2 separate regions of the Homo sapiens genome follow, and region 2 is linked to region 1. Evidence: chromatin contacts called from ENCODE Hi-C or POLR2A ChIA-PET data. All regions are on one chromosome and are shown on one strand. Each heading gives the region's core, a stretch centred on a gene start or an enhancer-like site at or near the end of the contact. The rest is flanking DNA. Distances are from core to core; before and after follow the strand shown. Region 1 overlaps SLCO3A1 (solute carrier organic anion transporter family member 3A1). Region 2 holds the start of FAM174B (family with sequence similarity 174 member B).

The links. Hi-C counts contacts between places; a loop is a spot of excess contacts on that map. ChIA-PET counts read pairs that join two places held with the same protein, here RNA polymerase II (POLR2A).
Region 2: a loop to region 1 is called in a map of posterior vena cava, with 7 times the contacts of the local background. The contact joins the promoter of FAM174B here to the enhancer-like site in region 1. A Hi-C loop is called at or near these places in 1 of 168 maps with a recorded cell type or tissue (posterior vena cava). POLR2A ChIA-PET finds 5 or more read pairs at or near these places in 1 of 52 experiments (PC-9).

What each region holds. Positions count from the first base shown.
Region 1 is chr15:92,072,036-92,077,769 of GRCh38, forward strand. The region is part of intron 2 of SLCO3A1 (solute carrier organic anion transporter family member 3A1); the gene reads left to right. Among named protein-coding and RNA genes, the nearest start is that of SLCO3A1, 220 kb to the left of the region's middle. Within about 2 kb of position 2,761, at least 5 of the 41 ENCODE cell types and tissues checked have a DNase peak (open chromatin) inside an H3K27ac peak, as active enhancers do.
Region 2 is chr15:92,653,155-92,658,888 of GRCh38, forward strand. It overlaps FAM174B (family with sequence similarity 174 member B), which reads right to left and starts at 2,621. Exons shown (of 3, transcript NM_207446.3): 1 at 2,162-2,621. The coding sequence starts at 2,505. RefSeq lists silencers at 1,998-2,067, 2,118-2,167, 2,268-2,467, 2,748-2,797.

The sequences.
Region 1 (5,734 bases), core at 1,511-4,010:
TGGATAGCAAAGGCAACACTTGCACTGTGCGTTTTCCCTCCTGGATTCCAATAGCTTTCCAGTTAGTTCATAGGTTTCAAGGGATTTGGATGGTGCAAAATGGAGGCCTTTTGGAAGAAATTAAAAATGCGAAGCCTGATAAGCGTAACCACCATTCTTTTTTTTGGTTTTTTTTTTTTTTCCTCACTGGCTAATGCATTGTGTGTTTAAAAGGAGATTTGGCCCAACCCAGCCTCAAGCCATTATTTACTCAACCTTTGTTTTCTTTTTCTTTTTCTTTTTCTTTTTTGGTGGTTGTTGTTGTCGGCTCATTATAACCAACTGAACTCAGCCTTTCTTTAACATTTATTTTCTGTGTCTGTGCTCTGGACTTAAGTGAATACAAGATCTGAGAGAGATGACCCACCAGGGGTAGTGGTTTTCAAATTTTGGCAATGGGCCTGTTTTTCTTTAAACAAAAGATTGGTTTTCTGAGACTATGCAACAACTTTACGCAAAAACTGTATTTTTGTCCACAAACTTGGTGACTTAGAACAACACAAGCTTATTATCTTATGGTTCTAAACACCATAAATCTGAAATCAAGCAGACCTGTGCTCCCTCCAGAAGCCAGGGGAGAATCCTTCCTTGCCTTTCCAGCTTCTGATAGATCCAGGCGTTCCTTGGTCTGTGACTGTGTAACTCATGTCTGTGGCTTTACTGGCATCCTCTGCTCCCCTTCTCTCTTTTCTGTGTGTCTATTATAAGGACACTTGGATTTATGGGCCCACTAAGGTAGCCCAGGATGATCTCATCTCAAGATCCTTAACTTAATTACATCTGCAAAGACCCTTTTTCCAAATAAGGTCTCATTCACAGGTTCCAGGACATAGACATATTTTTTTTGAGGATCGTCATTCAACCCAGTACAAAAACCTTACACGGGGCAGAAGAGAGAAAGGGGAGAGCTCTGCTTATATCATTATCACATTGTCAGGACCTTGACCTCCACACATTCAGATCCCACCCCTTTCCCCCATCCTTTGCCCGGTAAGCCATGCACCAAGGATCCAAATTTGAAAACCAGAGTTTTAGCAGAGAGAGCTTGGGAGACTTGGGAGTCAAAGGCCTACGCTGGGAAATGGGCCTGGAGTTTCCACAAGACCACTTGGCCTCTCGGTTTCATCATCTGTGAAAAATGAGATATTCAGGTCTACGCTACAGTGTTGACATAGAGTCTAAATGAGATCCTTAGTTCTTGGGTCATTTCCAGGGCTCGGTAGCATGAGTTTACTCTATCCTCATCCCACGACATTCTACCCCGTGGAAAAGGTGTTGAGATGTTATGGAAACACTTCTGACTTCACAGAAGGGTTGGTTCCTGAACCAGTGGACAAGAAAGTTAATTCTGGCTTTCAAAGAAAGCCAAGAGCTCTAGAATTGTAGGGTTCAGGTTTTCATCTTTTCCTTTGGCAGAAAAGAGAGCATTCTTCAAGCCTATTCAATTCTAAGTACCAAATGACAAGCCATATTAAACAGATCCCAGTGAGCTCCCCACATCCTTTCCTGCTTACACCACAAGTGGACTGTGTGCCAAGCAAGGCTTTGAGATCAATTGCACTTCGGTGGCTTTTGAGTAGTTTCTCAACTCCATCTCATCTAGTGACATTTTAGAACGGATAATTATTTGTTGTGGAGACTGCCCTGTGCATTGCAGGTTCAGTGGCATTTTTGGCCTTTACTCACCAGATGCCAGCAGCAACCCCAGCCCATTGTGACAAGCAAAACTGTCTTCAGACATGGCTCAGTGTTCCCTGGCGGGCAAAGTTGCCACTGGTTAAGAACCACTGCTTTAAGAGAACCTATGCTCGAGGTCAGGCACCGTGGCTCACGCCTGTAATCCCAGCACTTTGGGAGGCCAAGGCAGGTGGATCACCTGAGGTCAGGAGTTTAAGACCAACCTGGCCAACATGGTGAAACCCCCGTCTCTACTAAAAGTACAAAAAATTAGCTGGGCATGGTGTCAGGCACCTGTAATCCCAGCTACTTGGGAGGCTGAGGCAGGAGAATTGCTTGAACCGAGGAGGCAGAGGTTGCAGTGAGCCAAGATCGTCCCAGTGTACTCCAGCCTGGGCGACAAGAGTGAAACTCCTTCTGAAAAAATAAAGAGAACCTATCTTCTTTCAAGCCAGCCTGTCATGTGTCAGAACTAAACAGTCATTTTCCTTATAATTTTTTTTAAAGGCCCAGTTGCTGCCTGCCCATTGCTGATGCAGGAAGTCTGAGCCATTCAGTTAACACCAACCCGAAAGATGCAGTCAGAGGCTGACTTTGCTTCCCTGCTGTGCACAATTTGTCTCTTCCCTCTCCTTCATCTGCAAACAGAACCAGAAGTGATCTTCCAGAAGAATAAAGCTCATATTGTTTGTTCCAATTATGAGGATCGTTTCTCCAGTTCTGGTCTCAGGTGGGCCTTAAGGACCTCACCAGGTGATCTGCCCAGGTGAACGTGGTATGCCCTGAAGGTCTGCTATTTACCAGTCTGTCTTGTTACCTTTTTTAGAGGAGACATTCCTCAGCAATACCTGGCCTCCATTTTCCAGCCTGTGAGTTAGAACCCCGATGCTCAGATTTCTCTAGAGGAACACACTGCCTGCAAGGATGAGTTTTCCAGAAAAGCCATCTTCCAGGACAGAGACGCAGAGAAATTAAGCAACTCATGTTGATTCAGTCTGGGAATCTCGAGAGAGCTGACAAGCAGGGCGGTGGGGGGTGGCCAGGAGCTGACATGGCTTTCTGGTAGGCAGCCCCACATCCTGCTTCCTCCCTGTGCTGAGTGTAATCACTTCTGCCCCTTCAGGAAAGTACTTCACACCCGTGGCATAGAGCCAACAGTGAGGTGGATTCCGGGTCCTCTGGATGCCTGGGATGGTGAGATGCTTGAGAAAGTTTTGGCAGTTTGTTCAGACTTGGGGACTCTCCAGTCTGCCTTCCTATCACCCAGCAGGAATGCCCTTCCCTTCAACCCTGATACCTGGGCACTTGGCCTCCACCTGAATACCCTTGGTGGTGAGCAGCTCACTACCCCTCTGAAGACAGCCAGTCCCCCGTGCTCCATGTTCCTTGTCACCTGCTATCTTATGACTGCATCCTGAATCCGACTCTGGCTTCTGGAGGGAAACTTGGTGCTTAAGCTTTTATTCCCCATGACAGTGTTCCAGCCTTGCTGCCTGCTCATTGTGTTTTCTGGGGCTAAACTTCTCCAGTCCTTTAGTTATTACATGGCACGGCTTCTAGATCCTTACTTCTCCCAAAAGCCCCTCCAGGAGGTAATCCAGCATGGTATGGCCCCCTCTAAATGTCACATTCCAGACTGACCACACTGGCAGCTGACTCTATGAGAATATGGGGGCTGCCCCTTTGTAACCCTGACTCTGTTAATGCCACGGAGGTTGCATGGGCATTTGGGATAAGTGCATCACTGGTGGGAACTCATGCTGAAGCTCCATTCCGCTGCAGCTCTTCCTGCCTTGATGAGCTCTTGCTCCATACCTTCCTCAGCCCATCCTAAAGTGCTTGCAGGCGAATGCTGGCTCCCTTTCAGACAGATAGTTTGGCCATGTTGAATCCTCAGTCTACCTCTAGTGTATGAATCTTCCCTCTCAAATGGGCATAACATGCCAGTGTATCCATCCCACATGCAGAGAATGGGATAGGAGTGACCCTTTGGCACACTGGCCAAGACCTCCATCCTGCTCCACAGGACTTCACACATCTGCTCCACGGCTTTGAGATGGTTCCGCCAGTTCTGTGTCTCAGCATCATGCATGGTTCCCTCTCTCATATAGTGAGTGAGTGTTTTTGTCCAGTCTGTACTTGCCTCACAGTATAATGTGTTTATGACTTGTCTTCAATCTAATCAGCATCCTGTTCCTATCAGAAAACTGCAGAGGAAATGAAGTTGGTCTGGCGTGACTTGTTCCTGCTAAACTCTGTCGACTTCTGACAGTGACAGCTCCCTGCTTGCAGAACACATAAATCCAGAGTTTAATAATCCATCCTTAGTTTTCACCAGGCTTCAAAATCAGCCGACTGTCATGTCAGCAAGCGGCCGTGTCCCCCTTAGTGATAAAATCAGGGTGAAATTTGCATTTGACTCACATCTTGACTGTTTTCCACCGTTCGTCAAACAAAACCCATGGTGTAGGGGCCCCGCTGGAGGTGAGGTTGGAAAGGGGTGAGAATGCATCGGTTGCGTGCAGCTGGTGCCAACCTGGCTAGCACCTCTGCAGTCTGCCCTTCCCAGTCAGAACCTCAGGACACCAACCCTGCCTCTAGATAGGAGGGATTTCTGCTGATGCAGCCTATGTTCTGCTGCATGTTCAGTACTTTCCCCGGATGCAGGACGTAGTTTTGATGTTAGGATTTCTGCTTTATCCTGGAACCCCAGCTCCCATCCCTATCTTGTGCCCTATGCATGATCACTGAGTCTCTACTCATTTGCTCCTGCATGGGGCCTGGGCATGAATCCACGGATAGACAGTGCCCCAGGGACCTGCCGCTAGCCCACCCACTCTGCCCCCAGAGCCTGATTCTCATTCTGCTGAGCCTCACTCTGGTGCTCACGGGCCTCCTTGGACACTGTACACCAGCACCGTACACCAGCCAGGGCAATCCCCACCAGTCAGCACACACTCGGAGGGAGGCCCTGAGCCAGGTCCCCACCTGCACTCAGAGCCCCATCTGCCTGTAGTCGCACAGCCTGGCATGGAGTCAGGAAGCCTGTGAGGGTTTAAAATAGGGGATGAGTGTGATTTAATATGTTTTGGGAAGATGAACCGAGTCAAGTACGGACTGTATGAGATTGGGGAGTGTATTAGTCCATTCTCATGCTGCTAATAAAGACACACCTACAACTGCATAATTTATAAAGAAAAGAGATTTAATTCACTCACAGTTCAGGATGGCTGGGAAAGCATCAGGAAACTTACAATCATGGCAGAAGAAGAAGCAATCACTTCCTTCTTCACATGGTGGCAGGAGAGAGAAGTGCTGAACAAAATGGAGAAAAGCCCCGTATAAACCCATCAGAACTCGTGAGAACTCCCTATCGTGAGAACAGCATGAGGGTAACCACCCCCATTATTCAGTTACCTCCCATGGGGTCCCTCCCACGACCCGTGGGAATTATGGGAGCTACAATTCAAGATGAGATTTGGGTGGGGACACAGCGAAACCATATCAGGGAGGTCCCTGATATGGGTCCTTCTATTACCCTGTGGTTGGGGTAATAGCAGGCCTCCCTTCCCTTCTTGGGCTTTTCGGAGATGGTCATTTTTTTGACAGACACGGCGTGAGGACCTTCACTGATTACCACAGACTCCCACAGAGTCATTTGCCCCGCCGTGTCCTCCTACAGGCGGGGGAGCCACCCTCAGAGGAGCTGGTGACCCTCCTACCTTGAACTGCACTGCTTCAGCCACACCAGTGAGGCAGGCATTCCCTGGCATGAGAAAGCGTCTGGCTCCCTCTGGTGACAAGAGGAAGCACCTGAGCCTTTGCCGCCATTTCCACTGGTGGTGGAGCACGAGGTGAGGATGGATAAACTAAGGTCCAGAGATCCCCCACACTGTAGGTGCGGGGTGGAGTCCCAAGTAGAGGCCCCATGCCACTAAAGCTCAGTTCTGTCTCCCTCAGGACCCTGGGCTTCCCAGAGCCAGCAGGGATATGGCTCTGAGCAGGTTCTTCAGCACTC
Region 2 (5,734 bases), core at 1,371-3,870, 580 kb after region 1:
TGGGAAGAGACGCAGATCATGTCCATAACCAGCTTCTCCTATGAAGTCGTAAACTTCTTTCAACACTCCACACCCAAGCTACTAAAGACCCATCTCTTCCAGGCTAGAGTGCTGGCTTACCCACTCCAACATGAGTCTCGCACCCCTCACATCTGGGTGCATGCTGCCTTCTTTTCTCCCCTACTCCTGAGTAATAAACAGCAGACTAGCAAAATTGTTCAAATACCTTCTAAAAAAAATACACAGCCTTGTGGACTCCAGGGCCTATTTTGAGCTAAATGTTTCAAACCTCCAGACTCAGAGCTGCTCTAGGCATTAACCTTCACTCCAACTGAACAATCAGGAAGTCCGTAGATGACAATGGCACCTCTGCTGAATGGCAGGCCCGCATCGGGCATGGAGACACGAAGATGAACTGGACTTCCCAACCTCAAGGGCCCTCTGCTGAGTGCAGAAGCCAGCATGGCATGGTTGGACTGAAGGATGCACAGATTAGGGATGAGGAGGTCAGAAAATAGTGACAGCCTCATTCAAATGTCCAGGAAAACTATACAGAGGAAGGAGGATGGGAGCTGGGCCTTGGTGGCTGCACGCACTTGTAGAATATAGAGGCAAGAATTAGGCTAGAAGCGGGAAACCACAGAGCATAAGGAGCAAGTGACAAGGTACTAGGCTCAGAAGCGCTGGTTGATGTCTGCGTTGCAGACGGGGGCCAGCTTGCAAGGGCCCCAAATGCCACACCCAGGTATTGCCATGCCTAGGTAGTGGCCACAGAGAGCTGCTAGAGTTTGTAAACAGAGGATTGAGGCCAGTGGGTAGAGTGGGAAGAAGACAGGAGCATTTCAACCCAGAGAACATCAAGGAGACCAGCAGAGTGAGGAACGATGTGGCCTGAGACAAGGCAGGGAATGGTGAGGTGAGCGTGGGACCATACTTCCCCTTTCTCCATTTTCTCAGACCACTGGCATCTAATCCTACAGACACAGAAGAAAACACCTGGACTCAAAGTCACACACAACTGACAGCAAAGCTCAATACATAGATGGCTCCTAACTCTGCCTTTTCCTGGTCTGGTTTCTGCTGTTGCACTGAAAATGCTACCAGGAGAGCAAGCCCTGAAGCCCAACCTGCCACAGCTGATCAAACACCAAAGCACTGTGTGTACGCTTGGAAGCAGAGGGAGGCAGCAGTGAACAGCTGACACACACACCCAGACTTCCAGGCGGGCCTCAGTAACAGGACAGGTTTGGTTCATTTCCTGCAAAAACAGGATTTCCCAGGCATTAAAGGAAATGTCCTTGCATTCCTCTTAGCCCTGTCCACCAGGATGGACAGGGATCAAGGACCTGGGACATCCTTCCTAATTTACCAGACACTTTATCCCTGAACGTGAGCAACCTACAAAAGGCTCTCCAAGATCCCTCATGCCCCTGTGAATGTTCATCTAGCGCAACTTAGGCAGGAGCCTAGGAAAGCCGTCTGTGTCCCCCACCAACAGAAAATAAGGGAGGCCACCAAGGGTCGCCTAGAATCCTGAAGCTCAGCTCCAACCCCTGGTGCAAAGCACCCCTCCAGCGTAATTCTGGAGGCAATTCTACTACCCCCCACACTAGAAACTGCTTCTTTCAGTAGCAAAAAAAAAAAAAAGAAGAAGAAGAAGAAGAAGAAAAAGTAGGCGGGGCGTGAGGGAGCTGCAGATGGTAGAAGGGAGAGGGAGTAGCGAGATTAAAGTTAGACAGGCCTGGGTTCAAGTCCTACCTCCACCACTGAGTTTACCTTAGATGAGCCATTTTGCCTCTCTGAAAATGTTTTCCTCATCTGTGAAATGATTATAAAAATAAATTATGGGAAACGCTGTCAGAATTCAGAGCGCTATTGTTAGTGTTCAGCATTAGCAGAAAGCCAACAAATGGGAACCACATATTTATTTTATATATATAGTTAAAGAGAGGAAAGAAAATTCCTAAAACATGTACCAGGAAAATCCAGACGAGCACACCCCGGCCCCCCACCCACTCTCCCGGGCAGGGCAGGAGGCACACGGCTGGCTGGGGCGCACCAGGGCACCTGTGCGTGCAGGTGGGGCGGGCGCGCGGCGACAGCAGGTTGGCGATGCCGCCCTGTCGGCCGGCGGGGGAAGGAAGAGGGCGGGAGGGCCCACCTGAAGACGCGCAGCAGCAGGCAGGCGATGAGGAGGGTGGTAAAGGCGAACGCCACGATCACGGCTGCCTTGAGGGTGGGTAGGTCGCGGAGGAGGATGGAAATGCGGGTCACCAAGGCGTCGCCACTGCTGTTGGAGCTGGAGCTGCCGCTGCCGCCCGCCGCCCCAGACCCAAACCGGGTGGTGTTCCCGGGCCCCGGGCCGGGCGGTGGCCGCGACTCGCGCTCGGGTTCGGGCCACGGCGCGGAGACGGACTCGGCTCTGCTGGCGCGGGCGGCGGGAGCGGCCAGGAGCGCGAGCAGCAGCAGCGGCAGGAGCGGGGCGGGCAGCGGCACGGCGCGCATAGTGCGGTGGGTCGGCACAGGATCGGGCAGGGCGCGCGCGGCTGAGCTCCAGGATCCGCACCAGCACGGAGGCCTGCACCGGGGGATCCTGCGGCGGAGGCGGCTGCGCGGTGCTTGGCAGGAAGCTGCGGCGCCCGGAAGAGCCCGCGCCACCGCCGCCGCCACCACCAACACGTTGCAAGGAGTCATTCGACGGGCCGCGGCCCCACGTGGGCGGGGCAGGCCACCCGGCCTGGGTCCCGGCTGCGCTCCGCTCGCCCGCGACCCCAATTCCTCGGGACTTGAGACCCCGTGGTGAAGCAGCAACTGCCACGATGACACTTGGGCTGGCCCTGTGTTACACGTTTCACGTGTTTTATTTATTTCATTTAATTCTACAACCCCCTTTGAAGACAGGTATTCTGTTACCCACATTTGATAGCTGACTTGGCACCCAAAGAGCCAGCTCACAGCAACCCACATTGTGTCAGACTAAGAATCAAAAACTATGGGACCTAGAAGTAGACTCCCATCTTGCAGATCAAAAACTGAAGCCGACAGTGAAGTGGTTGCCTGATGTCCTATGCAACGCATAATTTCAGTATCTCCCCTAATTTCCCTCTTTCTCAAAAGGGGTTTCTTATTTCATGCGCCTCTGCTTACGAACCGGACTGGGATGTGAATCTCTGCCTCTCATACCTTTGTTGTGGAACACCAGTTGGTGTGGTTAATGCCCCCCTGCCTGGCTGAAGTTTCTCCGGGGAATAATTGGCTTGCTGCCTCTGGTTTGTAAGCTAAATGATGCTTAGGTGGAGAAAGACAATTAAGGAAGTTCTAGTGGGAGGCCCAAAGGTGGAAACTGATGGGGACACAGAGCCCCTACCTGAAGTACTAGGAGCCATTCCCAGGGCTTCAGGGTTCCCCTTTTACACTGCAGATGGGTCCTGGCAGGAAGCTTTTCGGTGGTGGGTAAACAGTTAAATACACATGACATGACAAGGTCCCAGGGACCTTAAACAGCCCATTTCTGGTCCTGCTGGAAAAAGAGACAAATATAGTACAGTGTATTAGTTGTCTACTGCAGCATAACAAATTGCCCTAAAACCTAGCTGCTTAAAACAACATGCATTTAGTATCTCACAGTCTGTGGGTCAGGAAACTGACCATAGGTTACCTGGGTTCTCTGCTTCAGAGCCTCTCCCAAAGGTGCAATCAAGGTGTCAGCTGGGGCTGGGGTCTCCTCTGAAGGCTCAACTGGGGAAGGATCTGCTTCCAAGCTCAATCAGCATTTTTTGGCCAGATTCAGCCCTGCACTGGCTGTTGGACTGGAGCCTCAGTTTCCTTGGGGCAGTTGGCCAGAGGTTGCCCTCAGTTCCTTGGCATGGGGCCCTTCCAACATAGCAACTTGCTTCATCAAAGTATGCAAGTCAAGATAGCAATAGAAAGAGTCACCTACCAAGACAGAAGTCACTGTCTTATGAAACCTCATCACAGAAGTGACATTCTCACACCTTTGTCATATTCTATCAGTTAGAAGCAAGTCACAGGTTTTATCCACACTCAAGGAGAAGGAATTACACAACAGTATGAATATCAGGAAGCAGGGATCATTGGGGCCATCCTAGAAGCTGCCTGCCACCTACAGTGTAATTCATTTTGATCTGGGGGGATGGACAACAATCAGATTATCAGAAGTCATCATCCAGAAGGTACTTCTGAAATGCATGTTAAATATGCATTCCATGTTAAATATGCCCCAGTGATAAGAGATATGGATAGATCACATGATTTAGGTCTCTTCTAACTCTGAAATATCACCTTCTGGTATGTTAAAAATGTTGCATTAGTAGAGAGTCAACATCATCATATCAGTATGATAGAATATATAAAAGTAAGTTTTTAAAGAAACACCTCTGATTCCATGATTTTGGAGAACTGTTCTCCAAGGCATAAACCTCAGCTATCACAGCCTCTTATTTTTGTACTTATCAGAAATTCCTGCACGATACAGCAAAGAGGTCCTGGGCTTTGAGCCTCTTAGCCAGGATGAAAGGTTTGACCACTGAATGGCCTTGGCCAAGTATTTAACCACTGAATACCAGGTTTTTAATATCTGAAATAGGCTGGGCGTGGTGGCTACGCCTGTAATCCCAGCACTTTGGGAGGCCAAGGTAAGTGGATCACCTGAGGTCAGGAGTTCGAGACCATGGTGAAACCCCGTCTCTACTAAAAATAAAAATTAGCTGGGTGTGGTGGTGCATATCTGTATTCCCAGCTATTCGGGAGGCTGAGGCAGGAGAATCGCTTGAACCCGGGAGGCAGAGGTTGCGGTGAGCCAAGATCGCGCCATTGCACTCCAATCTGGGCAACAAAAGCAAAACTCTGTCTCAAAAAAAAAAAAAAAATCTGAAGTAGGGACAAATAGTACCCAGCTCAAGGCCACTGGAAGCTTCCATAGGACAGAGAAAATATTAGTGCTGTTTTCCTTATTTTGCCACAATTTGTGGACTGATGGTCTACATCAGTCATTAAACAATGCTTGATTGTTTAATGCTAACATCAAGAATGTAGAAAGCATAAATGTTAGACTTTTTTCATAACGTGAAACTTTAGAATCTTTCCTTCTAATCATTTGCTTACTTAAAAATTGCCCTCAATTAGAGTTCTTTAAAAACATTTTAATTCAAATAACCATAAACAAGGACATTTTTAACATGGTAAACGGGCAACAAAACCAAATCTGGTTGATTTCAGAGAAGGGGAGATTATTGGAAGCATGTCATGTTGCTTCCAGAATTGACTGTAAGCCAAAGCAGAAGTTCTAACAGTGGGATTTGTGGACTCCTGGGGTCTCTGAGACCCTTTCAGGGAATCTTCAAAGTGAAAACTAATTCAATAATGATAATAAGATGTTATGTGTCTTTTTCACTATGTTGACATTTGCACTAATAGTGCAAAAGCAACAGTGAGGAAAACTGATGGTGCCTTAGCACAAATCGAGGTACACAATATTCATAGTCGCTGTATTCTTCACAACTATACACTATAGGAAAAAAAAAAATCAGTTTCACTTTAGAATGCCCTTGAGGTAGCCATTAAATTATTAAATCTTGACCTTAAGATCATTTTAATATTATACATGATAAAATGGGAAATAGGAATAAATCACTTCTGCTGTACATTCATGCATAATGACTGACTCAAGAAAAAGCATGTTTACAATTCCTAGAGTTGCAAACTGAACTAGCCA